Linked DNA regions of Homo sapiens: regions 2, 3 and 4 are each linked to region 1. The links are chromatin loops, found by intact Hi-C in ENCODE. Cell type or tissue: PC-3. All regions are shown on one strand. Region 1 holds the start of LINC03053 (long intergenic non-protein coding RNA 3053). Region 2 has its middle 55 kb from the start of LINC03053. Region 3 has its middle 24 kb from the start of MIR1587. Region 4 has its middle 59 kb from the start of MIR1587.

What was found. Hi-C counts contacts between places; a loop is a spot of excess contacts. Peaks named below come from ENCODE experiments on the same cell type or tissue, not always from the same donor. Only the 100,000 strongest peaks of a DNase experiment are listed, where the experiment ranks them.
Region 2: it touches region 1 in a loop (6-fold over the local background); 11 of 110 quality-filtered maps call a loop at or near these places.
Region 3: a loop joins it to region 1, with 2.6 times the contacts of the local background. A loop is called at or near these places in 39 of 110 quality-filtered maps.
Region 4: it touches region 1 in a loop (6-fold over the local background); 23 of 110 quality-filtered maps call a loop at or near these places.

What each region holds. Positions count from the first base shown.
Region 1 is chrX:40,008,698-40,016,697 of GRCh38, forward strand. It overlaps LINC03053 (long intergenic non-protein coding RNA 3053), which reads left to right and starts at 553. Exons shown (of 2, transcript XR_007068218.1): 1 at 553-1,104; 2 at 1,321-3,497. RefSeq lists enhancers at 1-320, 3,344-4,067, 5,805-6,304 and silencers at 3,799-3,848, 5,059-5,148. In PC-3, no CTCF peak of the experiment used is centred here; DNase peaks (open chromatin) are centred at 3,484 and 4,764; H3K4me3 peaks cover 3,827 bases; H3K27ac peaks cover 3,308 bases.
Region 2 is chrX:39,950,746-39,958,745 of GRCh38, forward strand. No RefSeq gene overlaps it. Among named protein-coding and RNA genes, the nearest start is that of LINC03053, 55 kb to the right of the region's middle. RefSeq lists a silencer at 3,185-3,413. In PC-3, no CTCF peak of the experiment used is centred here; a DNase peak (open chromatin) is centred at 3,336; H3K27ac peaks cover 1,300 bases.
Region 3 is chrX:39,809,570-39,817,569 of GRCh38, forward strand. No RefSeq gene overlaps it. Among named protein-coding and RNA genes, the nearest start is that of MIR1587, 24 kb to the right of the region's middle. RefSeq lists enhancers at 5,087-5,146, 7,112-8,000. In PC-3, a CTCF peak has its summit at 5,000 (motif pointing right); a DNase peak (open chromatin) is centred at 6,332; H3K27ac peaks cover 1,449 bases.
Region 4 is chrX:39,893,003-39,901,002 of GRCh38, forward strand. No RefSeq gene overlaps it. Among named protein-coding and RNA genes, the nearest start is that of MIR1587, 59 kb to the left of the region's middle. RefSeq lists an enhancer at 4,439-5,420. In PC-3, no CTCF peak of the experiment used is centred here; DNase peaks (open chromatin) are centred at 2,959, 4,699 and 5,369; H3K4me3 peaks cover 2,096 bases; H3K27ac peaks cover 4,433 bases.

The DNA of each region.
Region 1 (8,000 bases):
GGGAGCCTCAGATATCGGTAACCCCCATGATTAATTCATAACTCTCCACTGCGCCTGGCACCGTCTCGGGTCTTTAATCGGTTCTGAATGTCAGCGAGGCTTCCCCGACAGCCTGAGCACTGCTTTTTCAATGTGTTGAAAGTCGCTGCGCGCACACCAGGAGACAAAGTTGCCATCTGCTCCGGGGACCAAGGCAACTGGGCGCTGGGAGGGGCCTTCCTCCCGCGGCTCCCGCTGCCCCGGGCGGCCTCCTCTTCCCGGCCTGCCCCAAAGCCAACACTGTCACCCGGAACGTCCCCGCCCCCCGCCCCGGGTGCATGCATGGTGGAAACTCCGGCTTGCAGCGAAACAGAGCGCTGCGCGCGGGCGCGCAGGGAGCCTCGCGGTCACCCAGACCGAGACCTATGCTAATGAGATTATAGGCCCGGGTTGTTTGTGTGCGCGGACGTCAAAGGGGGGGCGCAGATAAAGTGTGGAAACCGGGATGACTTGGAGGGGGGAGGGGCAGGAAGCCCCAGGAGAACAAAGCTCCTGGCCGTCGGCCTCCAAAGAGTCGCAGAAGTGACCGCCACTGGCTCGTGCACAGGCGGAAGCGGGGGAGGGCGGGGGACGCCAGGCCTAAAGCGCCTCGTGGGTTTAGAGAACTCAGAGAGGGCACCGGGTGGGGGTGGGAAGAAGACTCAACCCGTAGCTAAATGTTTGGCCTTTGGCTATTTTTTAAGGAAACGAATCTCAGGGAGGTCGGGGCGCGGGGGATGGGGGCATCATCGCGCCTCGGAGATGGGAAGCGAGTTCCCCTCCGCTTTCTGGGAAAAGCCTTGTCTCCCTTCTTTCCCCTCCCCCCATCCTGCTGAGGGTTTGCGTTGACCCATCTCTCCGCTCGGGACCGGCAGGAGGACGGAGCCGCAGGGGCTGACCGCGGCCCAGAGGCTGCCCAGGGGTCGCGCTGCTGCCGGCCTGCGCTTCCGCACTCCCGGGTTCGGTGCGTCGCCTCTCGCGGCAGCGCCTCGCTTCTTCCAGACTGTAATTCCACACTCCCGCAAGCGCTGGGGCTGCGGAATCGTTTGAGGGAGTTGGAACTGCATCAGATGAGCACGCCGGGAGGTGAGATCGGGTAGGAAATAGCCGAAACTTTGAGTTGTGCGCCACCCCACCGCCCCCAACACACACACACAGGCACACACACACACACACACACACACACACACACATTTACCCTCCCCCTTCCCAGCCGCAACCTCCGCCACCCTCTCGATTCTTCAAGGTTTGCAGCCCAGTCCTGTCATATGGTTTTGTTTCTGTGCTGCTGTTTTTTTTCAGACACGAAAATTGGACACGTGGAGAATTAGCCCTGCTGGAGAAGCGCTGGGTGCAGACTCAAACAATGGTTTCCAGCGCCGAAGCTGAGGCATCACCTTCCCCACCTCCACCCTCAAATGGCAGCTGCCTCTATATACAGCGGGCACACCCCTTCACTACCCACCCCCTCCCCCAAAGCCTGGTTAGGGACCTATGTGGGCTGCACGCTCTGGAGCCCCTTGCCCGGACACAAACCCTAGGTGGGCCTGGGCTGCCCGCTGAGTAGCTCATTGCGCCTGGGATCCCCTGGGATTTAGAAGTATAGGGCTCTCTATTTTTCCCTAGGAAGGTCCTGTCTCAAAGATGCCACCCCCAAAAATTAATGTGTAAAAACCCAACCAAGCTCCAGTCTCTGTGTCCTTTGGCAAATCTATCTTTCCTAGGGCATACTTTCCTAAGCTGCTGGGACCTTGCCCCCCATCTGATGAGCCATACGCAGGTGGTCTGGCCTCTTCAGAGCAGCTTCCTTTAGTTATTGTCTTCTCCAGAGGCCCCATCCTCCACGGCAGCCCTAATCTTAGCCCCCCAGCCTCTCTGAGCCCCCATCCCACCCCCACACTGCGCTGAGCTGGCAGCAGCCACAGCTCCCCCAGGCAGTTCCTCTCTCACTGCGCGGCCTGTGCATCTCGCTGGGGCACACACTCCGCACAGAAGCTCCCTCGCCTCCTGGAGCTGGTTTCCTCTTACAGGCTCCCCTTAGAGCTGCTGGTGCTGTGACAACGCCTGCATCTCTGTGTCTCCCTGCAGCGCTGCGAGCTGTGAATCTGCCTTCTCTTCCCTTCCTGCAAAGGTCAAGCTGCCTCCTTCTCTCGCAGGGCCGCAGTTCAGTTCTGGCCTGCAGAGCTTCTACACTGCAACTTGAATATGGGAATGGGGTGGGCATCGTGCAAGGGAGCAGTCACACTCAAGCCAGGAGGCAGGGACAAAAGGGTGTGCGATTCAGGGAGGGAAACACTGAGGACAACCCTCAGAAAGCAGTGCAGGATTTGCAGCTAAAGACTCAAAAGAGGGAGAGAAAACGAGGAAAAGGCTGTTACTAGGTCGTGAGTCCTGAAGTGTAGGCCTTTCTCCTCCCACCCCGTGGGTTGCCCTAGGGGAAGGCCAGAAGAGGCCTCAGGTGTCTGCACTGTGTCCTGTGCAGTTCCTAGGGCCATGCACTTCCGGTGAGGCTGCACTTTACTCCAAGCAGGAGTCAGAAGCATGGAATTCAGTGGCCGCAGGAGCTCAAGTCGGCTGCAGCCCTTTCAAAGAGGGACCCCGAAGAGGCCTTTCTGCCACCCCAGCCCCAGAGAGGCTATGAGGCTCTACAAGCAGCAGAGAGAATGATACGGAGAAAAATGAGAGGAAACGCTATTAAACTTGCTTCCTCTAAAGAGCGCTACCCACCGTTTTCTCTGAACTGTACCTAAAAAGTCAGGAGAGAACTCGTTAACTTTTGTTTGGTTTAACATTGCCAGCTTCAAGTCAACCGTAGGCCCCCCGAAGGTTTTGTAAAATATTTAATCTAGCTCAGACAATTTCCTGCAGTCCCTAACCAGACCACCCCACTTACTGAGCCGCTGCCAAAAAGGATGCTTGACTGCAGACTGGCAACCAGAGGCCTTCCAGTCGCCTGGCTGGCCTTGACCTCCACTCGAGGCGCCAGGAAAGACCCTTCCCGGAATCCCGAGAGACCAAGACCTGGGTAATCCTGGAGGTCTAAACCCGTGAGGAAGCCCAAGAAATGGAGTTAAAGACCCTTTTCGCACAACCGATTGTTGTCTGTGTGACCTTCTGCGGCCCTTGCCCTCTCTGAACCCTCTAAAATGGGCATGAGGATGTCTCACCTTCCTCTGGGTGTTATGCATTTTGAAGCGTGGGCACTATGGGAGAGGCTGACGCTCTGTGTTCCCCAGCGCCCTCCACTCCCACCCCTTCACTGTTTTCTTCGACATTATCTCCCTAGAGAACACAGCAAGCAGGAGCGGGATCCTTCGACTCGGCTGACTCTCAACTCCTTCCAAACGTGAGGCTGACGGGGAGAACTCCTGCTCTGCCCAGTTTCCATTCCCGCCTCCAGAATAACGAGCCGAAAACATGTGTACTGTAAATAAAGCCTGTCTAAATAAAGCACTCGGGTAAAGGCTACCGAGAAAACACTCCGCATCGCTCTGTGCTCAGAGCGTGAGTCAGCTTCCCAGCCCCGGGGGAACAATGGGGACCTTGCCAAGGGTCCCCTTCTGTCGACCCCTGACGGCCCCCAGGCCCGTTTGGGTGGCGGGAGTGCCGGCACCCTGGGACCTTCGGGCCCGAGGTTCGGGAGGGCTAAGGGCGCTCCAGGCGACCAGGGTTGGGGTCCAGCCCCAGGATTAGCGCGGCCAGGAATCCCTCTGCCCGCAGCTGCCGCGGAGGGGTTGAGGGTTAAACAGACACCGGGCAGAGGAGCGAGCCTGCCGGCTGCGGCCGGCGCGGCGCGGCGCGGGGAGAGGACGGGAGGGAAGAGGGCGCACGCTACCTAGCCTCCCGACGAGAAGACGTCTCCTCCCCACGTCAGGCCGGGCTCTCGCCCACTCGGCTGGCCGCCTCTGCTCCCTGGCCTCTCAAGTCTCAGCGGAAAGAAACGTAGCGGCTGCCAAAAGCACCCCACTCCTTTTATTGTCCCCATAAGCCTATACACGTACACTAGCCACCCCCCCAACACACACACACAACACGCACACGTGTGCGGGAGACTCGAGGATGCCCTGCCTCCATCGCTCACAGAGTGAGTACCAAGGCCGAGCGAAACGGCACCCCTTTGGTGGAAGACACAGTGTTGGGACCAGTGGTGGCCTCCGCGCTACGTCTTCTATCGCAACCTCTGGGTTTCCTTTGCAGAACTGCATACCCCAGAGCAGAGGCCATGTGGAGACCTGCGGCTTGGTCCCGACTGGTGCAGTGGCCTCTGCTCTGGTGTGGGCTGGCGGTTTCCCCGCGCCCGGTGACCTTAAGGGGGTTTCCGGAGTCGCGCAGCCAGCCCTTCCTCCCAGCTTCTCCGGCCAAGGCCGCTCTCGGCCGCCCAGCCTGGTCGGGCTCGGCTAGTCGGCTCCTCGCCCCGGGCAGGAGTGCGGTTGGTGAAAGCACTCGGGGCCTCACCCACGCTCTGTGCACACGCGCCCCGCCGGGGCGGGAGCCGGAGCCGCGCTCCAACAGCCCGAAATTGCCAAATGGTCGCTGGGCAGGGTTGGGGATAGACTTTGGGAACCGGGTTTGAGCTGGAGAAGACGAGGAAAACGAGTGAAACGGGAGAGGCGGGGTGGGGTGACGGCTCATAAATCATCCAGCCCCACCCTCGGGCCTCAGTGCAGAGGCGCCCTAGCCCCACGAGGAAGAGGAGGTTCACCCAGCCACTCCTGGCCGACCTCTGAGCTCTCCGGGAGCCAGCGCCCCACCCTAGGCTCAGGCCGCGCTAGGACCAGCTCCCGGCCCAGATCGTAAACCACCCGCCGGAATCGGCGGAAAGCCGCCCTTGGACACAGCGCGCATCCGCCCAAGGGGAAGTTTATTTATAGCTTGTAAACGTAAAGGAAACCAGACCGCGCTACCTCGCCGCGCTCCGGCTGCTTCGCTCCCCACCTGCCCACCAGGAGGGCGCGACGGGTGGAGGGAGGTGGGGTTTGGTTCTGTGCCCCCCCTCCCCCGCTCCCGCTCCGCTGCCAGGGGAGAACAGGGTCCTAAGAGGCTGGCAAGCCTTACATTCCTCTCGGGACGCCTATCCAGTGCCATGAAAGCCGGAGGGGGCGGAGGACAGGGCCCGGGCACCGGAGTGGTTAGGGTGGGGGTGGCCGAGCTGGCCCACTTGGCACGGAAGGGCAGGCAGGCCAGGCGACGCGGCGCGAGATTCCACAGCTCCCGCTCCGGACCGGGGGAAATCCTGGAGTGCCAGAGAGCCCGGGGAGGGGGCGCTCCGGGAGCCTCTCCTTGAAAGGCGGGATGCTTTCCCCGTTCCTCCCGCGCACGTGTCCTCAGCAGAGCAGGCAAGCGCTGCGCGCCTGGGGCTGCGATCCTCGGGTGACAGCGACTGAGAGCGCGCCCTCTCCACCCCCACCCCCGCCGTCGCCGCCTCTCCTGGGGAGCTCCAGTCTCCAGGGTGCGCTCGGGGCAGGCCCCAAGAGCCAGAGAAACGGAAAAGTGCCGGGGAGGCGATTAGGAAGAGAAGACATTAAAAAGCCCAGCCCTGAAAGACAGGCAGCCGAGCTGAAAAAGACGCCTGCGAACCCCCACCCCGCCGCCCCTCGCCTACTGCGCCCAGACGGCCCCTCCTTGTCCCGGCTGAGCGCACCCACCCCCGGCCTCGGCCGGGGCGAATTCGTGTGTGTGTGTGTGTGTGTGTGTGTGTGTGTGTGTGTGTGCGCGCGCGCGCGCGCGCTCGAGTGCCGGGAGGGCAGTTGCGAAACGGGCTCTTGGCTGCAGCGCGGCATAATGGAGGTGGCTGGAACAATGCGCGCTTTGTGCGCGCGGGGAGTTGTTTTCCACCCGCCTCGCCCCCCTTGCTCGGGCCGTATGGCACTTTAATCTCCGCCACGACTCGGCACAAATGCACTTGTGTCCTGCGGGTCACTGGGGGCCGTGCGGCTGGAGCCGCCCCCACCCCGACCCCCGCGGAACCCACCGCCGGCTGCCCCATCTTCCTTCCTGAGCACCCCCCACCACCACCTCAATTCCCGGCGTGGGCCGGTGAGCTGGCGTGGAAGCTTCCGGGCCCGCCGGCCACTTTTATTTTCCGTGAAGACGGCCCCTCCCCCGCTCCACGAGCGCGCGCGCGCACACACACACACACACACACACACACGCCGCCCGCAGGCCCCACACTCACCGCCCTCTCTCGCCTAGCCTCTCCTCGGCCCGCCTCCGCCCCCGCCCCCGCCCCCGCCCCGCGCTCCGGACTCCTGCGAACAATAGTAAATGTCAACAGATTCCGCGCGGCGAGTGTCTGACTCGGCCGAGATAAGGGTGCGCGGTTGGCCCCGCGCTCCTCGTCGCCGCGGGGGGAGCCCACCCTGACCCCGGCTGGAAGGAACCGGCTGTGACTAAACCCGTGCCGGGAGAGGGGGGCGGGAGGGCAGGGCACCAGTCCCAGCTCGGTGGGGCAGCCTCGCCAGGAGACCAGGCCCTGCCCCGCCCCCACCCCACTTAACCCGTTGCCGATGGGGGAACCTATGGGCACCGTAAAAGCCGCGGGGTCGACGTGGCGGTCGGGCCTGCTTTTGGCCCACAGCTGCAATCTCCAGAGGATATCGGCAAAACGCTGATCCACGTGAGGACTCGCAGTTTTCGACCTACTGGGAGCCAGCACCTGAAGCAAAGGATTCGAGTCCTGATGTCCGGAGACTCATTAAAATATTTTCCTAAGCGCGCACACACTCGCAGGTCCTCCTCCTTGGTCGTCGGTAACCCACCACCCAACCGAATTAAAATTCGCAAATTGATTCCCACGCGTTGGTATTAATGGGTTGTTCCTCTTAAATTGTTGCCAACTTTGCTAATGGATTATTATTTAAATGATTTCTTTTTCATAAAGTACGTGTTGTTTTATAGATGCGTATTTACTTAAAGAAATCAACTGCATGTATTAACATATTAAAGAGAGAATAAAGCATCGGGGCCGGTGTAATGTACTGTTCAGCCTTACTTTGGGTGCTCTCGAAGATAGGAAAATCTTATTTGTTTAATAATAAGTCACTCATGAATATGCAAATGGCATCGGTGCAGTACCTCACTTCTGTCACTATTAATGAGTTGCAAATTAATGTGACAACAAAAGGAAAATCTATTTAGTGGAGGAACTCAGGTTCCTACCTGGGGAGATCACAAGCAAGCCTGGAACTTGAGTCTCCAGGCAGGAGAGGACTGGGGATGGACACGTACCTCCTCACGTAGTGTTTTCCTGGAGCCTCCACTATTGTTTGGTTTCAGGGACCTGCTTTGTCAGGAACCCCTTAAAATTCCTGCTCCAGACCAGAGGAAGAAAGGCTGCTCCAGGGTAATTAGGGCCAAGTGTGATTAATGGAAATCAACCCACAGTTTGAAGTAAAGCAGTTGGCCAAGCAGATTTTGGGGGGTCTCCTCCCCCGAGCTTAAAGATTCCCCAAAGCCTTTTTGACCTCTGTTGCTTTGGACAGGGTTGAGGACGTAAATAGCGAATTAGCCCTCACAGGCCTGATCACAGGTATTAAGACAGCACCCTATGCACTTGAATTTTACGAGGTGACTTTGCTGATGGGAGATTTAAGAGCAGATCAGCTCATTTTCCTGCCGACCTACTTCCCAGAGGTTACAGACTGAAGTCTGGTTGTCTTCCATTTGAGCCTTCATTCTTTTCTGGCCTACACACCAGAGCCTATTTTTATTTCATCGATGATGCTGAAGAGAGTGTTTCTAATTCAGTTAAGTTTGGAAACATCGCTGAGAAAAAATAAATGTTGAGCTGTCCAGAACTGTGAACGAATAGTTCAGGTGCCTGGATAGCATTTCAAAGAAGCTGTTTGACTAGGGAACCTTCTGGAAAGATGCACGTATTCGATATCTAACCTGGTTAATGGTTACATGGTTTTATACATATGTAAAAATTCATCAGGCTGAGCATTTAAGATCTGTGCACTTCACTATGTCTAATCTATGAC
Region 2 (8,000 bases), 58 kb before region 1:
TTTTCTTTTTCTTTTTTTTTTTGGTACAGACAGGGTTTTGCCATATTAGCCAGACTAGTCTCAAACTCCTGGCCTCAAGTGATCCACCGTTCTCGGCCTCCCACAGTGCTGTGATTACAGGCATGAGCCACCACACCTAGCCCTGGAAACTTTCAAATGACATCTTAAAGGACAAGGAGAAGGTTATCTATTACTTCATAATAAATTAGCTCAAATTTATGCAGCTTAAAATCACGCACGCTATTATCTCACAGATTCTGTGGGTCAGGAATCTGGGAGTAGCTAGGCTCAGTTGTTCTGACCTAAGATCTCTCATGAGGTTTCAGCCAAGGTGTGGGCTAGGGCTGCAGTCATCTGAAGGCTCAATTGGGGCTGCATAATCTGCTTCCAAGATGGCTCCCTCATGTGGCTGTTGTCAGGAGGCCTCAGTCTTCACCATGTGGGGTTCCCCATAGGCCGCTTGAGTACCCTCACCACATGGCCGCTGGCTTCCCTCCTGAGAGGAAGAGTATCAAAAAACATATGGATGTATCTTTCAAAGCACCACAGTGTCTAGTGCAGGGCAGAGTTGTCCACCAGCTGTTTCCCCCTTTCCTCACACCTGTCCAGCTGGGCTCCCCCACCCTTCTCTCCCCTTGCATGGGACATATTATCAAGGACAGCAAGTTTCAGAAGCAGAACGTGGCTTTTCTCAAAAGCAACCATATAGGTCATGCAGAAGAAATGGGCAGAGCAGAGTAGCCTTGGGATGTGGGCAGAGTTCAGGGATGAGGGAGCCTGAGCTGTTATTACTACTATGCCTCTAAGGGCCCAGGGCGTGTTGTGACAGCATTTTCTGCACTGCCCATCTGGGCATCCTCTGTACTCCCACAGTGGTGCCCTCACAGGAGTGAGGCTGTTACACAAGCCCAGTGGCTATGGTGGGCCCTGCCAGGGGCTGGGCTCAAACTGAACGGTTTCCATTGCCAAAGGAAGTTCCCACAGGGATGTCAGCTCAAAATGGGAGAGCACGGTTCTGGGGGTTCTCAAGGGTAGGCACCTGGGCAGAATACTGGGCCAGTAGGCCCACACCATTCTCTCTTCCTGCACTTCTGGAAAAGAGATGGCCATGAGAATGTCAGCCTCCAGTCAATCAGACTTGGCCAATTCCCACTTCGGCCACAGCATATGCCCATCTGAGCAAAAGCTGACAGATCAAGTATTTCCACATATCCTACAATTGAACCAAAATAATTACTAGCTCTCATGGAGCCTTTTCTAGGGGCCAGGGGCCAGACACTCCAGTGCATCTTCTTATTTTAATCCTCACAAACACTCTCTAAGAAAGGAGCTGGTACCAGCCCCATTTTACAGAGGAAGAAACTGAGGCTCACAAAGGTGGAGTAACTCACCCCAAGTCACACAGTTAGTAAGCAGCAGAGCCAGGCCTTCAACCCCAGCCGTGTTCCTTGCACTAAAGCACTTCTATGTTATACTGCATTTAGCATATTATTTAGGGCAAGGTTGGTTTCTTTCTTTCTTTCTTTCTTTCTTTTTTTTTGAGATGGAGTCTCGCTCTATGGCCCAGGCTGGAGTGCAATGGTGCAATCTCGGCTCACTGCAACCTCCACCTCCCAGGTTCAAGCGATTCTCCTGCCTCAGCCTCCTGAACAGCTGGGACTAGGGGCACCTGCCACCGTGCCCAGCTAATTTTTGTATTTTTAGTAGAGACAGGGTTTCACCATATTGGCCAGGCTGGTCTCGAACTCCTGACCTTGTGATTCGCCTGCCTCGGCCTCCCAAAGTGCTGGGATTACAGGTGTGAGCAACAGCAACCAGCCTGGGGCAGGGTTTCTTAATCTTTGTCACCAAAAGGCGTTAACAGCCTTCTAAGGGTGTCAAGGTAGAGTCCAAAGTGGCACCTCAGCAGGCTGGGCACGTCTTGATGTACCATGTTTGGCATCGCTGTTCATGTCCATCTACATTCTATTCCATCAGAGGGCCCTGTGCTTGTTTGAATAGAAGAGCGACATTGACAATCACTTCAAATCCAATACAATTGATCCTCCAGGAAGCGCTGCCACCTTTACCCTGTAGTTTCAAGTGCCCTAACATCCCTGAAGAGACTGCAGAGTACAGGGACCCAGTCTAAAATCACAGAAGGCTGCCCCTACAGTCCTGTCCATTGCTGTTACGCTTCCTTCTCTGTTGTCACCCTTATCCCTGGGGGATTCCCAGCAGCTCTAAACTGAGGCAAGAAAGAGGGAGTGAGGGTTGGGGTGGGAGAACCACTCCTCTCACCTTGCTGCTTCATTCACAGCTCCCTCCTCCTCTTCCACCACCCCCACCCCCACAACCCCACTGCAGCCCAGAACAGAACTTGGCACATTCTAAAACTGAGTGGTTGCAGCTGCCACAGACGCCTGAGAGGAAGGGGTTAAAAACATCTTTCATCTCTCAGCAGTGCCTTTATATAGTCCATGTGTGACTCTGAATGGTTATGGCTTTATATATAGTGTGCTCTGTGTGGAGACAGAAAACACTGTAGTTAAGGGAACAAAGGCGGTTCTAGTCTAATGACCTGCTCTTATTTGTGGGGACCTCATCTCTAAAGGGCGGCCTTCAGGTGACATCTGCCATGTTGAGTGTATGCCTGAAGAATCACACCAATAAACACTGGAGATGCAAATACAAGAGAGGTAAGAACGTGCACAAATAAACTAAGGCCACTCATCCTGTTTATTGTTTCTAGAAAAAAGAAAGCACACGTTTCCCTTTGGATGTTTTCACACATAGCCAAACCTTAAAATGTCAACTTCTGCAAGGTATTTGACCTAAAAATAGTAAAATTTCTGTGTCATTTAAAAAGCCATTTAAAATGACAGACTTAAGCCTGATTTTTCAAACATACATCTGGAATGACAAACCGAAGTTGCATTATTTAGGGGCAGAGTCTTTGAAAGCAGCTGCTAGGCCTTCATTTTACTAAAATCTGCCTGTTCCTGTGGTTTCTCGTAGGTGACATCTGCTTGGATTTTTTGGACGACAGGTCTCTTCTTTGTCCCTTGGTGATTAAGAGAAACAGGAAAGAAAGAAGGAATAGCTCGGGGGAGGTGGAAGGAGCTGGCAGTAACATGATGGGAAACCACGCACCTTTGCATCTTAGATGATAGCCAGCCTCTGCTCCCTCTGGGGCACTAAAGGGCTCAGACCTACATTTACACACTGCTGCACTCAAAAGGAGCAAAGCCAGGAGTTCCAATCGAACCAACCTCGCTTGGCCAGAGAACGTCACATGCACCCTGGCAGGCAGGCAGGCAGGCCGCCAGAAGCTCGCGGTTTGTTTAGACAGCACAGGTCACTCCTGTCCACACCCAAGGCTGACGCGGCTTTATAAACACTGAGCACAGAGTGCGGTCTGTGCAGCAGCCCCATCAGAGACCTGCACTGCACCGGGGCAGGGCACTGAGGACAGGTTCAGTTGTGAGTTCAGAGGGAGCCACATTTCTTCACCCACTGGAAGAACTCAGCTTAAAACAAAGTGTGCCAGGAAAGGGCCCATTGGGGTCCCCTTAGCAGCCCCCACAAAGCCCTGGGAGCGCTGGACTGGGAAGCACGAGATGAAGGTTCAAATCTTACCACAGCTCGTAACTGGTTGTGTGACGTGGAGCAGGTCACTTGGAGCACACCTTTCTGAGCCTTCCTTTTCCAAATACAGAGCTTAGACTACTGGCTCCAAAAGTCTTATCGTTCTGGTGGATCATCAATTCACATTTATTCAATGTATGAATGAACAAATGAAGGAAGGAAGGAACTGAACCACCGAACAAATGAACAGCCTGAAATAGGGGTTCCCAGCCCAAGCCACCTCTGCCTTCCACCCAGCTCCGCACCGCACCCTTCACACCCTCTGCAACTCCCTGAAGGGAAAAGGAAAGCATTTGAAAAAGGCTTCCTACAAACGTGAATTCACAGTCACATTTTAAAAGCTCCAGCGCCAAAGCATCTCCCCAACCCCCCACTGCTTCGACCATTTACCTAAGGAGAAGCTCACCACCAGTTTCTCCGACTCCCTCATTCTGCCCTCAGCTTCCTGCGCTGGAGCCCCTGGGAATTCCGGCCCATAAGCTGCAGCCCCAAACCTTAGTGAAGAAACAAACGGGCTGCCCTCTCTCTCCTTGCACTTCACCAGTGGGTTCGTTTCAACGCCTGTGGGTGTATTTCAATGAGAACAACATGAAAACATGGGCGGATTCTTTTCTGTCTAAAAGAAAAAACCTGGACCAATAAGCTGAAGTAATAACAAAGCAGAATGTGGACATCTGCTCCCCGCCCTGAGCGACTCCCCACCTCGCATTTCCTGGGGCCTTGTCACACCCCCCAAGGCATGGATTGCCAAAGTCAAAATTAATTCCCCTACATTGACTGGGCATTGCAACCTGCTGATGTGTTGCTTGCGACTTATTTGTTCATTCATTAAACTAAAATGCAGTGAGCCCTTTCTAGGTGCAAGGCGCTGTGGAGGCTTCATTTTGAACAAGCCTTTTAGGAAGCCTGCGGTCTAATGGGAAGCCGAGACAAGCCCATTAATAACTGTGATACAGGAAGAAACGAGGCGAGGCATCAACCCAGGAAGTGCTGGGAAAGAATAAAAAGAACGTTTGTTTGTGTGGAGGTGGGGCTGGAAGTGCTGGTCAGGAAGGCTTCATGAAGGTGGTGGCGTTTCACCTGGGCAGTACAAGTCTGGGCAAGATTGCAACAAGCCTGACTGGAAGGAAAAGCACTCTGGGTACAGGATGCTGAGTGAGGAAAGGTCCAGAGGTGGGCAGATGCCAGAAGCAGGGTCCCAGCATCATCCACCTTTAGTGAGAACACGCAGAGGCAATGGCAGACAAGCCTAGCAAAGCGAACAGAAATAGTTCCCAGAGCAAGCAGAAAGTCAGGCTGAGGAGTCTGGAGTTTATTTGGTGGATAGAGGGGAACTACAGAAGGCTTCTTGGCCAGGGAGTATCTGTCGTTTGTCTCTTCTGAGATCCATTTCCTTCCCTTCTCTTGCTCTGCTTGGTGCAACAGGAAACTACATTTCCCAGGTTCCTTTGCAAGTGGCCTCTATTATGGTTCAGCCAATGGGGTACACTGGTGGGAGCCAGAGGGCAGGAAGAGGGAGAAATCAGGGTATTTCTCCCCATTCCCTTTGCCTTGGGCAGCATCTCTAGCATCATTTGCTTCTCCTGCATCTTCTGTGTGGTTCCAGCTCCCGTCAGTTGACTCCAGCTCCCACGTCCCCTTAGTGCTTCCTTTCCCCTTTGTCCTTCCAGCCCTAAGGGATGCTAGCTGCCATAGCTAACCTCTGGGTTATAGGGGACCTCGCTGTCCCCTATTTGGCTTTTCAGCTTCTCAAGCATCTGTGAAGCCAGTTTCCAGGATTCTATTCCTTATATTTTAATACCTGGAGTGGTTTCTCTTCTCTTGGCTAGACTCCCACTAATCCAGGGTAATTGGATACAATTTGGTTCCAGCAGGCTCATGCTGGCTGCAGAGGGCCCCATCTGACAGTTTTTGGGGTCTCCCAGGGGAAGGGTGAGCAATGCCTGAAGCAGCACACTGGCACGAGAATAGCCAAAAGAAGACAGTCACAGAGCCACCAAAGAGGTGATCCAACATTACCACTCAGGGATGGGGACACCAATGATGATGGTGATTTTCAGCTTGAATGCCCAGGAGAATGACTCGGCCATCAACAGAGGTGACACCACAGGGGAGAAACTGCACCGGACAAAATCTCGCTTTGTCATCCAGGCTGGAGTGCAGTGGCACGATCTCGGCTCACTGCAACCTCCACCTCCCAGGTTCAAACGATTCTCCTGCCTCAGCCTCCCAAGTAGATGGGATTACAGGTGCACACCACCATGCCTGGCTAATTTTTGTATTTTTAGTAGAGACGGGTTTTCTCCATGTTGGCCAAGCTGGTCTCGAACTGACCTCAAGTGATCCACCCCCCTCGGCCTTGCAAAGTACTGGGATTACAGGCATGAGCCGCCACGTCTGGCTTGGACTTTATTCTTTTTCTCCTTTTTTATTGCTTTTTTTCTTCTTCGTTAACTAATCCATGCACCCAACTATTGGGCTTTTTCTCACTGATTTTGGATTGAGGAGATTGAAGGAAGAGATCTCTAAAGGGAGAGAGCACCAGGAGACAGGAGCAGCAGAAGAAGACAGCTTCAGGCCAGTAGGAGGGGCTGAGCCATAGGCAAAGCCATGAAAGAAATGTGGGGATTGGGCACACAGGAACCTGGAGAAGGGCTATTATGCAAGAGGTCGAGAGCCCAGCACTGAGCAGGGGCCAAGGGGATGAAGGGAGGGGAGTGATACTGGGCACATCAGCTGTCAGGGGCCTGCCCAGAGCAGAATCAGGAGATCAATGGAGGAAGGAGTCAGACCCGGGGCAGTGAGCACAGACAGGTCTCAGACAAGAAGCCTTCCAGAGGCCGGGTGTTACGGTCCATACCTGTAATCCCAGCACTTTGGGAGGCCCAGGCAGGAGGATCTCCTGAGCTCAGGCATTCGAGACCAGCCTGGGCAACAAGGTGAAACTCTGTCTATACCAAAAATACCAAAAATTAACTGGGTGTGGTGGCACACGTCTGTAGTCCCAGCTACTCAGGAGACTGAGGCACAAGAATTGCTTGAACCCAGGAGGCGGAGGTTGCAGTAAGCCGATATCACACCACTGCACTCCAGCCTGGGCAACAGAGCAAGACTCTGTCTGAAAAAAAAAAACCAGAAAAAAAAGCCTTGCAGAGAAGAAAGGCAGGAAAAGACTTGCCCAGGGATGAGGTACATCTGAGACTACAGAAAGGAGCCCAATGAAAAGTAACAGCCCAAAAGCCCAAGGATGAGTGTGTTCATTCATTCATGTATTCATTCATTCATTCATTCACTCAACAAGCATTTACTGAGTGCCTCCATGTGCCAAGTACTGTTTTGAGCTCTGGGAATGGAGCAGTGAATGAAAGAGATGAAAAGCCCCTGACTGCCTAGAGCTTCTATTTCAATAAGGAGAAATAGACAATAAACAAGAACACATCAAATATGTCATATTGCAGGTGATGGTAATGGCTATGGGGAAACAAGAATGGGGTTGGGGGGTTGCAATTTAAATAGGTGGTTTGGGGGAGGCCTAATGGGAAGGAGACTTAAGCAAGCAAGCCATGAGGATTTCTGCAGGAAGGGCATGTCAGACGGGGGAACAGCCAGTGCAAGGGCCCTGAGGCAGGAATGTGCCTGGTGTGTTCTGGGAATGACAATGAGATCAAGTGGAGCCAGATGGGGCCCGGGGTGCAGGGTGACAGGATACGAGGTCAGAGAGGTAGAGGAGTCAGATCAGGGAAGGCCTTGTCAGAGTAGGGACTTGGGCTTTAATCTGAGGGAAATGGGGAGCCACGGGAGGGCTTGGAGCAGGAGAGTGATGTGATCTGACTGAGAGCAGTGACTGAGTTAGGGAGGTGAGTAATCTGAGGACCGGGAAGCTACAGCAGTGAGCTGCCTTCCTGTGGGAACCATTGTCCCAGAGGCCCAACTGGGGCACACATATTGGGAGAGGCATGGCTTCCTGAGAGCAGGCAGAGTGGGGACAGGGCCAAGGAGTACCTCAGGCCTTTGTCATGTCTGAGGCCCAGATATGTGAGTGCACTGGGATTTGCCAGCTCACAGTAGGAGCCTCCCATGCTATTAATAGTCCCTGGGTTCCACACCCACAATTCCATGGTACAAAGTATTTATGAGCCTCCCGAAGACTTCTCTCTTCCCTCAAAGCCCTGAACAGGGCTTTACTCCCCACCGCTGGTGTCCACCTGAGGGAGCAGGAACTATGAACCCTCTGAACTTTGTTCCCAGAAGCCCCTGCACTGAAGCCTGCCCTCATGCCCACCCTAGGGCTCTCCAGGCTGCTCACTGGCCTATCCAAGAGGCAGCCTGCAGACAGGGGCAACCTAGATGCACCACCCACAGCCTGCCTCTGC
Region 3 (8,000 bases), 200 kb before region 1:
CCTTGAGAATGGAAGAGCACAGTGGAGAAAAAAATGAACACATGTAACAAAATCAGCGGCAAGTGCAAGGCTGGGCAGTGCTATTGAAGCTCAGTAGCAATTCAGGGAAGGGAACTACCAGGGCAGGCTGACTTGCGGCAGACAGGGTGTTCTTGGGGGTGGTGCAAGGTGGGGAAGTGCTGAGGCTAAAGGTAAGTCTTTTTTTTTTTTAAGAGTCAGGGTCTCATTCTATTAATATCACCCAGGCTGGACTGCAGTGGCACGATCATAGCTCACTGCAGCCTCAAACTCCTGGGCTCAAGAAATCCTTCTGCCACAGCCTCCCTAGTAGCTGGGACTACAGGCACATAGTACCATGCCCAGCTAATTTTTAAAATTTCTTGTAGAGACTGGGTCTCACCATGTTATCTACCCAGGCTGGTCTCCTGGCCTCAAGCAATCTTCCCGCCTTAGCCTCCCAAGTCCCTGGGATTACAGCCATGAGCCACCGTGCCTGGCTAAAGCTAAGTCTTACAGATTTCCATAGGAAAGGACCAGGCAGGGGGTGGCAGGGCTAAAGCACAGAAGTGGGAATGGCCCTGGCATATGCAGGCAGAGAGAACAATCCACAGAAAAACAGGTTTTGCTTATATTTCATTTAGAGGATTTTCTAATACAGATTCAAGTCATTCAACATTTACTGGTACCTACTATGAGGTACCTGCTATGGGCCAGGCACCATTTTGGGACCTACAGGGGATCTGGGGCTAGTCCAGCAGGACGAAGGACCAGAACAAACAAAGTGACATGTCTGCGTTTGGGTTCCTCAGTAGCCGACCCTGAGATAAGGGTCTAAGTACAAGTAGTATATCTGGAAGGAGGCAGGGAAGGGAAGGTAGCCAATGAGCAGGTTACTGCTGTGGGCAACTGGGGCACAGTCCCACTGGGGATCTGAGAGCTGGCACAGAACAATTACTTGGGAATATTCCATCCATGGAGTGAGGGAGCTGGGGTATTTATCCACCAGCTCCCATCAGTCATTGGTTGAGGGCTGCTCCCAGGGAGCATTAACCCCCTGGCACCTTCTGCTTGACAGAGAAGGCTCAAGTGGTCAGAAACAGGCTCCAGGCACAGGGATACAGGTGCTGGCAGCTGTGTGCACAGAAATGGTAAGCACAAGGTGACATGGGTGAGGCATCAATAGTGTCTACTGCACATGTGACTGAAAGGGGACAAAGAGGATATGGACCTGTGGCCTCCATAAAGACACCAGGACAAAGTTTCCAAAACACTCATCGGAAGATCCTTGGGGTTCAAAATGCTGAGAGCCGGGGCTGGGGAAGTAGTACATCATTTCAAATAAAAGGAACATTGTGAACAAAGACAGCTGAGCAAGGATCATGTCTGGGAGCTGAAAAGTGTGATTTGGCTAAAGTATAGTGACAAGGAAGGTCAGAGGTAGGGACCTGAGCCACACTGTGGAGAACTCGAATGCCAGGCAACAGCTTTAATCTTCATTCCACAGGCAATGAGGAGCCATTGAAGGTGGTTGAGCAGGAGTGGCATGGAGAAGTGTTGTAGGAACACTAATCTAGCCAAAAAGCAAGAGGATAACTTGGAGGTAGGGAGACTAGGTTAAAAAAAAAAATTCCCCAAATGAATGTTAGCCACAGTGGAGATTATTTCGGAAGGGAGAGAAATGAAGGGGGCTCCCTGCAGCTCTGGCCCCAAGAGAAAGGCCCCTGAAAAGAATTGCGTGGGAGCTGCTAAAAGGGGGACCAGCTCCTCGCCTGCATGGCCTGATTGTTCCTTCTGGCAAAGATGTGGGCCCACTCATTTCTCTCCTATTTTCTTTCCTCCAAAAATGCTTTTGGCCTCTGGTTTCCGAAAGCTTTGCTCAGTGAGTTTAAACAGCATCTCACAGCATGGCCGAGCAATAACAAATGGCGCCTGGTGGCTCGCCTGCTGGTGGCTTAAAAAACAATTGATGACTTTTAATCAGCTGAATGAGCATGGGACAAATGACAGCATGGCCTGAATGCAGCCCAGACGTCATCGGCTGACATCAGTGGGGAGGAGGGAGGTGCCCTTCTGGTGAGCTTGGGAACAAACAGGAGCAGAGGCTGGCGCTTGAGGCTCCAGGAGGCAGCTCTGCTCTCACCCCAAAGCGGTTGCCTTCTTCTCTCCCTTCTGGGGAGACCAGGTGAGCCAAGGGCTGGGGCACTGGAAGACCGGGGTTCAGGGTCTCCAGATGTCACTTGGTAACTGTAGGCATCAGTTCCCCTCCAGACCTCAGTTTCCCCCTCTGATAAATGGAGGAGATGAAGGCAAGTTTGTGTCTTCTGTTAAGCCGCCCCATATGTGGGATAGCTTTAGACTGAATCTCTAAAGGACTCAAGTGAAGGTCTGTTTATATATCCTGCTCCTATCAAAACTATCAAAACCATCAACACTCCCCACTGCACGGCCACTTTCCCCCACCTCCCCCTACCCACACACCAAATGGATACTCACCAAGCATTCCTTTTTTTTTTTTTTTTTTTTTTTGAGACGGACTCTTGCTCTGTTGCCCAGGCTGGAGTGCAGCAGCGTGATCTCACTGCAACCTCCGCCTCCCGGGTTCAAGCTATTCTCCTGCCTTGTAATCCTAGCTGGGATTACAGGTGCGTGCCACCACACCCAGCTAATTTTTGTATTTTTCATAGAGATGGGGTTTTGCCATGTTGGCCAGGTTGGTCTCCAACTCCTAAGCTCAAGTGATCCACCTGCCTCAGCCCCCCAAAGTCCTGGGATTACAGGTGTGAGCCACTGCACCCGGCCTCACCAAGCATCTCTGATAAAGGAGTGCAAATTTGAGCAAAGGAAGCAAAAATGGCAGGAATGAAAATAAAGGTATTTGTTGAGTGCTTACTACATGCCTGGCCCCGTGCTATGTGTTTATAGGCATTATCTCATTATCCCCATCTCACATGAGGTGAGGTGGGGAGGAAACAGGCTCGGAAGGGTAAAGGAATCTGCCCATAGTTCTACCACCAGTAAGTGAGGGACACGAACACATGCCTACCTGCTTCCAAAGCGCTTGCCCTTCCTCACTTTTCCAGCCCAAACTGGGACACAGGAGCAACTTAAGAAAGTAGGCTGGGGGAAAACTTGACCTGATGCAGGAACATATAAATTATATTAAGAAATGCCACAGGTCACACCTCAGTCACAATCACAGGAACGCAAGACCTTTATGCCATGAATCTTCCCTGACCACCAAAATTTAGGAATTAAGAATCTGCTTCTTAGGATTTTTTTTTTTAATCCTGTGCTTGGTCCACAGGAATGGACACTCCCTCCTGGCCAGCTTGCCCACCCTCCAGGCCACAGTTTGCACACTGTTTGTCTCCCCGAGAAGAGCTACCCCTCCCTCCCTGGCTTATGCTGGGCTTTGTGCGAGATGGACCCTGAGATGGTGACTGGTGTATAGGATCCTGATTGGAGGCTGCTGTCAGGAACAATGCCTGTGAGGGAGAAAGGGCTGCAGGATGGGGCAGAGGGAGAAGCTGAACTACAGTGCAGTTGCAACAGAGGCCTCAGTCAACTCCAAGGCAAGTTCTGGGGCTGGGATGGCCCTTCAGAGATGTCCTAAATTGAGGCAAAGGGGTAAGTCCTTGCATAGTCTCCCCCGCCTATAAACCAGTCATTGAATGAGTTGCCCTCCCGGAAGGTGGCAGGGCGCTCCCTTGGACAAGGCAGCTCAGCCAGCTCCTATCAGCTAAGGACAATTCCAAGTGGGCAGCGGTCCCCACCCAAACCTTTGAAGGGGGTAGTTATATGGTGTGCTCCTGAATCCACCATCCCATCCAACAAAACTCCTGCTCATCCTTCAGTTGGCAGCTCAAGCTTGACCCATTCTTTCTGAACTCCTAGCCACTCCCTGAGCCCCTAGACTCGCCACTATTTCCATCCGCAATGATGGCCCTGCTTCAGAAATGTCAGATAACTCCTTACCCTCCATCTCTAGACAGTGAGAAATGGAGATCACCTTTACCACCTGTTCCTGGCACAAAGAAGCCTCCCCTAGGTGCTGAGTAGATGGATGTTGCATGGGAGGTGCCAGCAGGCCCACGGGAATGTTCCAGCTTCCACAATTTCCTCTCTATCAGTGACTCAAAGTGTCTACGTTGTTTCTGCCGATGACATACAAGCACAGAGAAAGCTTGCTCCCACAGCCAACCTGGCAACCTCTCTTGGGCTCAGGCCAAGAAAGTCCTGTCCTTGTTCCCTTCCCTGTCCAGTGTTCTGCTGTAAGTCCACTTCCTAGCTAAGAGGGCCAAGCACATTTAGAAGCCTCCGTGCCAGGGAAAGCCCAATGCCATTGCCAACTGCACTACATCGCCGTTCTTCTGAAGGAAATTACTATTGATCCCACAGCTCTCCTCCCCATGCTGTTTGCCGGGGACAGCCAAGGATTCCCGTGCCAGCTGGGCTCCCACACGGCTCGACTGTTCCTGCACCAGATGGCCAGACCAACACCCTCTGGCTGCCGCACGCTCCCTGGGAGACGAGGCTCTGACGTCTATCAGCCTGGCTTTTTGTGCACAGGGACGCCGGGGTCAGGGATTACAGGGCCAATCACATTACACTAAAAATCTCTGCACAGCGTAAAGATTTCCAAATCCCAGTGGTTATCAGTGTAACCAACAAGGCAGGGAAACTGTTTCTATAGCCTTAACTTTCACTGCTCTTTTCACAAATATCAGTTGAATGCCTCCGTGGTCTGAGGGATGCAATGGTAAACAAGACAGTCCCTACCCTCAAGCTAGTTATAGTCTACTGGGGTATAGGTTAGGTAACCATATCATTTATTGTTCAAACTAGGACACTTTTGAGAAAGTAAAAGGGGTGTTTTTATCGTTAAACCAGGGTAGTAGGCATAAATAAGGAGGTGTTCCAGGCAAACCAGGATGTTTGGGCACCCCAGATAGAGACACAGCATGACCAAAATGGGGGGGAGTTCAGGTCATGGGGGCATAGTACTGTTAGGTGGCGCCACAAGATGGCGCAATTGAAATACTCGTAGCTTTTCTTTGTTTTTGTTTTCTCTCTTGAAAACTAATTTTTCTTTCCATTGCCACAGAGCCAGTAGAACCCTTCCATGGTGTGCTGGAGCCAAAGGGTACTGGTTTGTGAGATCAGATCATCAAATTTTCAGGAATTTTTGCCAATTGGTTACTAAGCATAGCCATTAATAAAAATTAAAAGAAGTAAAATAAAAAATAGAATTATAATTAAAATAATTAAAATTTAAAATGGAGTAAGTCATATTAAAAACAAAGGTAATAAATACTGAAAACTCACACCTTCCTGACTGCTTTGCTACAGTTTACTATTATTTACTCTCATGAGGTTATTTACCCTTTCATGACTGTGTGGTAGAAATACTATGTAAAAGGCAGGGCATGGTGGCTCACACCTGTAATCACAGCACTTTGGAAAGCTGAGGCAGGTGGATCACGAGGTCAGGAGTTCGAGACCAGCCTGGCCAACATAATGAAACCCCCTCTCTACTAAAAATACAAAAATTAGCCAGGTGTGGTGGCGGGCACCTGTAGTCCCAGCTACTCTGGAGGCTGAGGCAGGCGAATCGCTTGAACCCGGGAGGCGGAGGTTGTAGTGAGCTGAGACCACACCATTGCACTCCAGCCTGGGTGAGAGGGTGAGACTCTGTGTCAAAAAAAAAAAGAAAAAAGAAAGAAATACTATGTAATGCTGTGTCCGTGTCTTTTCAACTCCATGGTCAGCACCATCACGTGGGCAGCTTGAGACTGGCTGTGGTGGGAGTATTTGCATCATGGAAATCAGCAGATACTACAAGTCAGGGCTTGGGGGGCAGGGAGCCAGTTGTTAAACATTTACTAGCACATCACCAGAATCATCATTTAAGTTCAATAATTTATGTGGCTGATTTCATGTACTCTGGGCAGTTCTATCACATTCCCCAAAATTATAATGTCCGCTCTCACCCAAAACAACACAGAAAGTTGGGGGAGGAAGGGGTTATGTTCTTCCCATAACCTAATCTGAACACTGAGGAAGGAGGAGCCCACACAGTTTAGTGCTAAGTGCCACAGTGCAGATAGGTGAATCAGGGAGTCCACCGCCAGGGTCTAGACTGCTGTGGAAAGCTTACCCCCAGGGACAGATGCCTAACATTTGCATATTCAAATTGACCAGTGGGGAACTCAGGATATCTTGTCTGTGATTGGTGGGATGACTTAGGGACTGCCCATGGGTACCACTTGTGCTGTGAGTCAGGGCCCCAGTAGCAATGGATGGCAGACTCAGCAAGAGGGTTAACTGACAAGAGTTTGTAAAGGGACTATTTACAGAGTTGTGGGCAGATTACAGAAACCACAAGGGATAGGGAAGTACCCTGGGACTAGCAACAATGGGAAGCTGCCACCACTCCCTGGACTGAGGGAGCCAGGAGTGGGGGCTGTTAGCAGAACCTGGAAAGAGCTGTAGGTGAGGGCTGCTATGGGACGAGGAACGCAGCCACCACCAAAAGGGCAGCCCAGCTGTGGAAATAAATACCCAACCTCTGACTCCTCCTACCTGCCTCCCATTGGCCAAGCCAACCAGAAGCCAGTGGTCAAGGCAGCCCAAGGGATCCAGTCCCCAAGGATCAAGGATCAGCCTCCTGGGCACAGAAAGTGGATGGGGTGAGGGGAGGGCAAATAGATCTGCCCGGCCAATATGGTGCTGCCCCTACCAGTCTGCTGGCTTGAAGAGGATGTGCCAGAGACCACTCACCTGCATGGCTGGCCCAGTAGAACAAACCACAGGCTGGCTGTGGGCCTAGAGGCAGGCAGGCCAGCCGGAGCCTGGCAGAGATATACCAGAGTCAAAGGAGGGCCATCCAAGACCGTCCAGTTGACCTAAACGTGATGTGGAGAGGGATGTGTCTTAGCTACACCTATGTCCAGAATTAAGCCTCTGCACAGGTGTGGATTTTACCTCGAGGCTAATAAAGCTTAAAGTTCAGGGCCTTGACTCGCACAGTCCCCTTCCAAGGCCCTGGTAGGGTCCTAGCAGTTATCATTTGTACCTCTGCACTGTTTTTCTTCAAGAAGGCCCCAAAATTCACGTAACTTTTAGGCCCCCAAACTTGGATCTGACCCTGCAGCTGCATTAAGAAGAGATTGGGCTGCTATTCTGGTTTCTCCTTCCAGGGGGTAAGTTTATCCGCAGGGTACAGGAGGGCAGAAGGGACTGTACCTCCCCACAAGAGGGGTTTTGCCTCCGCTCTGCTTCTCTTGGAGGAGCATTTCCCAAGCTCCTCCTCCTCACCTCGTTCTGGGAGAGGGTTAATAGACGTGGGGGTAGGAGGCCTCTTGGGGCCAAATACTTCTGGAAAGATTGGCGGCCTCTCCACTGCCCCCCACCCACCAACCTCCGGAAGATTCACAATGTACATTAGCATAGTAAAGGCTCCAGATAAAGAAAACGTTTGGCTTTGTTTACTGTGGGGGTTGCCCATACTTCCTGGAGCTTAAGCTGAAAGCGAAAGGATGAGTAGGAGTCAGATAGTTGTAGGAGTCAGATAGTTTTAGGAGTCAGAGGGTTTTAGGCTTGAGGGTACAGCCCCAGCAAAAGCCTCGCAAAGCCCGGAGAACTGGAAGAAATTGCTGCTGGAAGGCAGAGTTTGAGGTGGTGGAGCCGGGAGGGATGGACTAGAGGAGCCCCCCAAGCAGGCCTTTCATCCTGAGGACACCGGGCGACAACGCGCTCAGAGCTCTGAATCAGAGCTTCCCTGAATCACAGGCAGAGCTCCCAGCTCTCTGAAGGCTTGGCATGCTGCTGTTTGCATCCTTCCATCTGTTAGCGATGTTTCAGGCTGGGCAGGCATTGTCCTCATAGAGTTTCTCCCCCATTGTCTCTGCCTCTGCTCACCCCAAAGCTGGCAGAACCACAGCGCCCAGTGGCCTCTGGCTGCAGAGGGCATGAGGACTTCAGGCTGGTTTCCCAGAAAC
Region 4 (8,000 bases), 120 kb before region 1:
GAAGTTAGCTTTTTGGCTATAATTACCCTTCCTTGAAACCTTCCACTCCCAGATGAGAAGCAAGCAGTGGGGAGGAAACACAGACAACAGAGTTTGGACAGAAAGTTACTTTTCCTCAAACAATTAGCAACCATATATTGAGCTGTTTCTTAGTTCAGGGCTCTGGGTTGTATTCCAGCATATTCAGAAAAAATATGACACAGTACTCAAGAAATGTTCTGGAGATGACTGTTGCTAAATTCCCCCATATATCTATCCATAGTCCCTGCTTAAGGGGTAGGCTAGGGAACTCCAATATTCCTCATGACCAAACCTCCCTGACCACTGCTGACTGGCCAGGCCAATATACCTGATCTAGGGCGGAACCAATCCCTAACCCCGACTGAATCAATGAGATTCTCTTCTGAGATTTTTTAACTCAGAGACAGAAAATCAGTCAGAGAGGATTTATGGGCCCTGGAGCTTGTCAGGCCATTTCACAGAGTTAGAGCCGCCATTTGGGGCAGCCAAACTGAGTTAGACATAATCAGGCAAAGGAGTCAAGGAAGAGTCAGCGAGTAGAGACAGAACACATCAGTCACCCAGAGAACCACGGGGAGGAGTGACTGTGGGCCCCAGGCTGAGGGAGAGGGACAGAGCCCAGCCTCATTTCTAGATCTCTAAGTCTCAGTCCCTGGCCCCGTGATCCGTGGTAGTTTTGGGTTATACAAGGGACCCTTGTCTCCTGTTACTAAACCTCCCGTGTCTTTGAGCTAATTTAAATAGTATTCTGATCCTCGGTATCAAGAGTGTCCTAGGACAAGGTATTTTCATATCAACTGAAAAAGATAATAAAACATTTTCATCTTGTATGATATATTTTTGCCTTCAAGAGTTTTGTGGGTACCATCACCCCTCATTTTATAGCTAGAGGAAGTGAAACTGGAAAACCTGGGGGCTTGGCCAAGATCACCCTGACCACAAAAGGCAGACCTCAGCCACCAGCTGGAGGCATCTGCTGCCAAGTGGGCTTTCCCTCCATCCCACCTTGCTGTATGCAACCCAAAGCATTATATAAGCACGTGCTAAATCATGGGGCTATGGCTGTAAGTGCTGACCGGTTCCTGAGAGAGAGGGTGATCAATACTGGCAAGTGTAGCCAGGGAGGCTGGCCCGGGAAGCCGGCCGGGCCCTGAATGACCTCTCTGGCTTCCACCCATTCCCCCATACACTCAGAGATGCTTCCCATGGTCACTCTTGCTTATTTATTTGTATGGCACTCTTCCTCAGAGGAATAGGGCTGGTGCACTGAAGGAAAATCAGAGTACTGGTCCCTCAAAGTGTCAGGCTTGGCCTGCAGAGCTGCTCATGTGGCCCCTACAGCGGCCTGGCCACCTCTTCAAGGACTCACGGGGCCATGAAGTTCACACATGGATTGCTCTCCCCACCTACGCATCATCCTCCACCATATTTCACACAAGAAGTAGGGAAATGGGCCCCTGAGCAAAGTGGCCAGGCACCGGCCCCTCCCATCGGTACCCTCTGCAATCCGCAGAAGAGCCCAGAGGTCTCAAGTGGCCTCCAATTTCCCTACAAAGTAAGATCCTGAGAGTTCTCCAGCATGTAGAATTCCACAATGGGGGCGGGGTTGAGGGGGCAGCGGAGACAGCTCAGATCTCCCCTGCAGGGACAAACGCGTCCCCTCGAAGGAATCCACTTTGGCCCTTCTGTCCACAGCCACATCTAAGAAAATAATTAGTTCACCTAATCTTTCCTAAGCACCCACTATGTACAAAACATCCTGGAGGGCACTGGCAGGGATTCAGGAGGCTTCCGGGTACATTCTCCACCAGGGGAGGGGACAGGGCTGGAGCCTGGGGGGAGGGGAAGCAGGAACTAAATCTCCTGCCAAGTAGGACGGAAATTACATTTCTTCCCCTCCTCCTTCTTCTGCCTCCCTCAAAGCCCCTCCCTGACGACTCACTTTTTATATCTCTCCAATTACAGTTTTAAGCATTTAGGGTGTTGGTGTTTGAGTTTTAAAACTTGTTAGGCTCAATTTATGCCACTTAGTAAAACCTCTATTCCAAATGAAGCCAAATTAGAACTAAAACACTGCAAGCAATAAAATGTGAGCGTTACATCTGGGCTGGGTTGGCTTTTTGATTGTTTGTGTAAATGAAGCCTTCGGGAGCCTGTCTCAGGCCTGGGCAAGGGGAGCAATTCCCTCAGGTCCCCCTGGAGGTCTGTTAGCTGGTTGGGGCCAGCCTTCTCCCTCGCTGAGGCTCAGGTCTGGAAGAGCAGGTTCATGTGCAGCCAGGCGAAGAGCGAGCCTTTAAAACAGGTCACTGTAACCCTTGGCAATGCCCTCCCCATCGCTGACCCCTCAGCGGATGGTAGAAGCCACATGGTCTCCCCACAGCAACACGGCCAGCGCTTCCTGCTGGACGGCCAACAGCACCCTGGCAGGCCCTACGTCAGCAGGTGACAGCCACCCACTGCCACTGCACAGCGTACAATAAATAGACATTGAATAGAATTGAACCAGCTGTAACCACGGACACAGTCGGGAATATCTCCTCCCCGCCCTTGCCATGCAATGCCTGAAATATGCCCCTGCCTCCAATGGCCATTCCTCTCTGCTCTGACTCTGGGGCCACCCATCAAGGTGAAGGTGGAGCCCAAAGAGAAGGAGGAAAAGGACATTCTGAGCTACTAATTAGGCATCTGGTGTGAGGGGAGGTGGCTGCCAAGCAGGTCAGAGAAGTTCCTAACTGATGAGCCAAGGATCTAAGCTATGAGCTAGGCCTCCCTGGGGCCCTCAGGAGGTGACATCTGGGGTTCCTAGGCTGGCCCTGTCTGTGCCAGGGGAAGAAGGCAGAGAATACGGTGAGGACTGAGAGCTGGAGAGGGAAGATCAAGGCAGCGGCGATGGCCACAGTGATGAGACAGTGACTAAGGGCCAGTGTGCGGTTTGCCAAGCAATTTGGCTTGTCCCCATGCCAACAATAAAGGCCCAGTGTCTGGCAGGAGATGGGGATTTTGTGTGCAGAGGGACACCTTACGACTGACCCTGGCAGAGAGCCACAGTCATCAGGAACAAGAGAGGAGAACAGATATAAGGGGGGAAAGGTCTCCTTTAGAGGGGCAGGACTGGCCTCAGGCTGCAGGAAGGGTGTCTGGGGAGGATGCAATGGAGTTGAAGAAATTTCATGTGTGGTTGGGGGCAGGGGTTGCCCTACTGAAGGAGTCTATTATGTTTGGAATAATCTCTCAAAGCAAGGGGAAATAAAGTACAATCAGTGGAGGAAACCTCTGGAACAATTTAAGGGAAACTGGACAAAACCCCCCAGACTGTAATAAAATGGCATCTGGAGTCCTGCTGGTTCCCAAGGACTCTCTACCACAGGCTGGGGTCTCTGGAAGCAGACGCTGAGATGGATATTGGGGGTTAAGAGGAATTTGTGAGGGATCAGATCCTGTGAAAGGAAGTGGGGGGCAAGCAGGACTTGGCAGAGCGGGTAGTCAAGCTGGGATACAGGTCCAACAGAGTCTTGACTAACCTGGAGGAGAGAGTTCTGGAGTTCTGGAGAGTTCCCGGCCAAAATGGCAAGCCCTTTATTTATTTATTTATTTATTTATTTATTTATTTATTTATTTACTTTGAGATGGAGTCTCACTCTGTCGCCCAGGCTGGAGTGCAGTGGCGTGATCTCGGCTCACTGCAAGCTCCGCCTCCCGGGTTCATGCCATTCTCCTGCCTCAGCCTCCAGAGTAGCTGGGACTACAGGCGCCCGGCACCACATCCAGCTAATTTTTTGTATTTTCAGTAGAGACGGGGTTTCACAGTGTTAGCCAGGATGGTCTCCATCTCCTGACTTTGTGATCCGCCCGCCTCGGCCCCCCAAAGCGCTGGGATTACAGCGTGAGCCACCGTGCCCAGCAAAGGCAAGCCCTTTATAACAGGCCCCCCACCCCACTTCAGCACCAGATATGGGCCACCCCAGGAGAGTGTGGCCTTGGCCGAGGCATTCTTAAACGCCCAAGGCTTGACAGCTGGAGGCTGTCTGGAGACTACACAGCCTGCAGCTGGGCAGCCAGGCCTTCCACAAAGAGAGATCTGGGCGGTGCCCCTCCATGTCAGCCACTCCCTCTCCCCTCCCTCAATGTCTAGGCTTCTAGCACATCTGGACAGATCAATCTCTTTCTTTACCTCGGGGCCTGGTCGCCCCCTCACTGTTCCTCCGGAGGCTGATGCCTGTCTGGAACCTGGTCTGACCCTAGCCCAGCCTTGCGTTTTAGTTGGCCCAGGCCCACGGAGGAGAACGCTAGTCTGATTTCTCCATTGTGCTTTCCTCCTACACTCAGGCACTGAGTCCCGGGAACCAACGGCCATCACAGCTTGCGACTGCAGGGGGCCTCATGCTTCCGGCTTGTTTAAGGGTTGCTTCTGCAGGGCTGATCATTAGGCTTCATTGTGCCACCCACCAGGGCACTAGGCAGCCCAGGACGACCCTCGGACAAGCCCAACCACAGTTAAATAAGACAACCCAATCAGCACCACAAAATATCCATAGCTTGGCCCATCGGCTGTGGCGAACGTGTTCCTCTCCAGCCGCCAGCTCAGCCCCCCTTCCTCCCAAGAGTTGCCAGTGACCAGCTGTTACTTGTTCCCCAGCCATGTAGCTTCACCAGCAAAGAATCCAGGGCTCCGGCTCCACTCTCCAGCCTGGTGGTTGAAATAACCAGCACATTCTTCACATACCTGCCAGCTTCCCAACTTGCCTAGGCTGTTCAGCAGCCCGACTTCTCTCTCTGGATTAATATTAAGGGTCTTGAAGAGGAGCAGGACAGGTCTGGGGAAACGTGGGGACTGAGTAAACATTCGGGGCTAACCCCAGCCCTCACTTCCCCTCCTGACAGCTGGCCTAAACTCCCTGCTGCAAACCCCTTGAAGCTACTTCCCCTGGCACAAGTTATGGCCCAGAACGAAGTGTTGGGTGCTGAGCAGGGAAGCCAGGAGTGGCTTCCGGCTTACCTGGTAGTAGAAAAGGAATGCCTAGAGCACTTCTCTAAAACGATCTGGGGAGAAGTTGGGGGACAGTGTGGTACTCACTGTGGCTGTGCACATAAACGACACCAGCCAATGCGAGCCACATCAGGAGGGTGGTCTTGGTTGGAACCGCCCAGCCCACTCTTGCTTATAACTTGGGTCAGCAAGAAGCTGTGGGCTTCCAGGGGTGGAATCCTAGAGGAGACCTCCTACAGGCCTACTTAACCCCCATTACATTCATTCCCTAATATACTTTTCACCTTCAGCAAATAGTGCAAATTTGAATTTTTACTCACTGATCAAATATTTACCCTGTGAGCTGCCAGTCTGGCTGAGCTTGACTTCCACAATTCTCCACATTTGTATTAGATGAATTAGCATTTTATTGTTGGCAGATTCGACAGTGAGATAAGGAAGACCAGAGGTAGCAGCCCAAGAGATTCTCCATGAAGAGTATGTTCAGTTTAGTCTTTTGTCTTAGTGTAAGTGACAGGTCTCCCAAACAATCCATCAGATATTTTAAAACATTGTTTTGGAAGGTATGAAAGATAATTGCTCACAAAGAACAACAACTTTCTGTACTTCTCATCTTCGTGACACACACCTTCAAAATCTGTTACCTGGGAACGTGGGTTTAAGGAGTGTTTCATTGTTTCGTTCTGTTTTGTTGCCACAGAAGCTTGAGCAAATCAAGTCACCTCTCTGAGCCTCAGCTTCCTTATTGGCATAATGGGCACAGTAACATTACCCCTTTCAGAAGGCTGTTGTGAGGGTCAAAATAAATATTAGAGATGACCAACACTGTAAAATATAAAGCACTACATGAAGAATTGTATAAGACTAGAAACTGAGGCCATTTTAAAACATGGTCCCCAAAGTCTTTAACACTCCTCCCATCAAGAACTGGGGTCTATGTCCCCTCTCCTTGAATCTGAGTGGGCTCATGACTGCTTCAACCCATACAGTATAGCATGAATGACACTGTGTGGCTTCCAAAGCTGTGTCAGAAAGGTGCATGCAACTTTCACCTAGTTCTCGTAGCACAGTTGCTATGGGGGAAGCCAGTCGCCACATAAGAAATCCAGCCTTCCTGAGACTGCTGTACTGAGGAGGCCGCGCACAGAGGCTCCGGGTGACAACTCCTCCCCACCAAGGCACCGGACATGAGTGGAGCCATGTTGGAAACCTCCAGACCCAGCTCACCTGCCACTGGGTAGTCTCAGTAGATACCATGAGGAGTGAAAGAAGGGCCCAGCTGAACCCCGCCCAAATTGTGCACAATGAAATGGGTGTGGTTTTGTGCCTCTAAATTTGGGTGGTTTGTTACACAGCAGTAATAACTGGAACAAAAACTATTCACTTATTAAGTTCCTGTATCTGGCTGGGCGCGGTGGCTCACGCCTATAATCCTAGCATTTTGGGAGGCCGAGGCAGATGGATCACTTGAGGTCAGGAGTTCAAGACAAGCCTGGCCAACATGGTGAAACCCCGTCTCTACTAAAAATACAAAAATTAGCCAGGCGTGATGGCGGGTGCCTGTAATCCGAGCTACTCGGGAGGCTGAGGCACGAGAATTGCTTGAACCCGGGTGGCGGAGGTTGCAGTGAGCTGAGGTCATGCCACTGCACTCCAGCCTGGGTGGCAAAGTGAGACTCTGTCCCCCCATCCCCCACAAAAAAAAAAAGTTCCTGTATCTGTCTGTCAGAGATCAAACGCCCTTATCTCTTGTTTTGTTTCCTTGTTCCAATTGGACTCTAAGAGACAGAGTGAGGTGGGATATCTCCTGACCCAACTTTGTAGATATGGGGCCACAACGTGTTCAAGTGTCCCTGGAACAAGGGAAGACTTGAACCCAGAAGTCCTGCTGCCCAGTCCCCTGCTTTCCCCACAGGACAGGGCTGCCAAGTCCATAAAGGGAGAGGTTGTCTCCATGGGTTCTGATCCCATGTAAAAGAGTTAATAGAAAACTCCTAATTATCCAAGCAATAAAGTGGAAGGGTGCCACAGAAAACCACAAACAGCCCAGCATCCCCAATTAACTTCTTGACTGTGGAATGCTGGGGTTTTGTTGTTGAAGCACGCTGTCCTTCCCACTTATGTCTGGGCTTCTGCTAAAATGCAAAAGAAAAAGAAAAAAAAAATAGATGGGCTTTTCCAGAACCTACACTGCCGGGAAGGAGCTTGGTGTGGCCCAGAAGGGCGTGATAAGGGTGCTGGCGGTGGCCTGTCAGGGATCTTCAAAATACCCAGCTTCAGAGACTCCGGAAAGTGAGCAATCTACACCTGGAAAACAGGTTGCTGGCTGCACAGAGCTTTCCAAGTCTGGATGCCGTTTACACTTGCCGAAGCGCAGCCTTCTAATTCCAGCCGCTCATGAAAAGGCACGTAGATCCTCCGTGACGTCAAATCGCTCTTTCAACTGAGCATAATTTCTTTCAATGATGGGCTTGGAGGGGTTTCAGCGACGGTGGGTTTTTTTTTTAATGAATCATAAACATGCAGATCAGATTTAGTGTTATGACTGTGGTGCGCAGAGCGTCACTGTTAATTCTTGCTAAGCGCTGACAGCAGGATCAACCCCCAAACAGCACAGGCAAATACACCATCCCAGCCCCGGGGGCTTAGAGACTGCATAATTACAGACATCGCACAGTAGTCATTATCACCGGAACATCTCAGCCCAGGCATGGCACCCCCGATCCGGAGAGCCCCCTGGTGTGCCTGCCAGCTCCAGTTCCCTCAACCAGGGCAGAGTTTGTTCCCATCTTTAGACCAGAAGGTGGGTAAAGGTCACCAAAAGCTGGGCACAGCAGGTCAGAGCCGGAGTGCCCACTCCCCTGTTCTGAAGGTTGCAGTTCGAGGCAGTTGATGCTTCCTCTGAAATGCTAAAGAGAAGCTGGGAGGACAGGGGTGGAGCGCGGTGCAGAGTACACGCCAGATTTTGCTAAATGCCGAACAGCTGAACAAG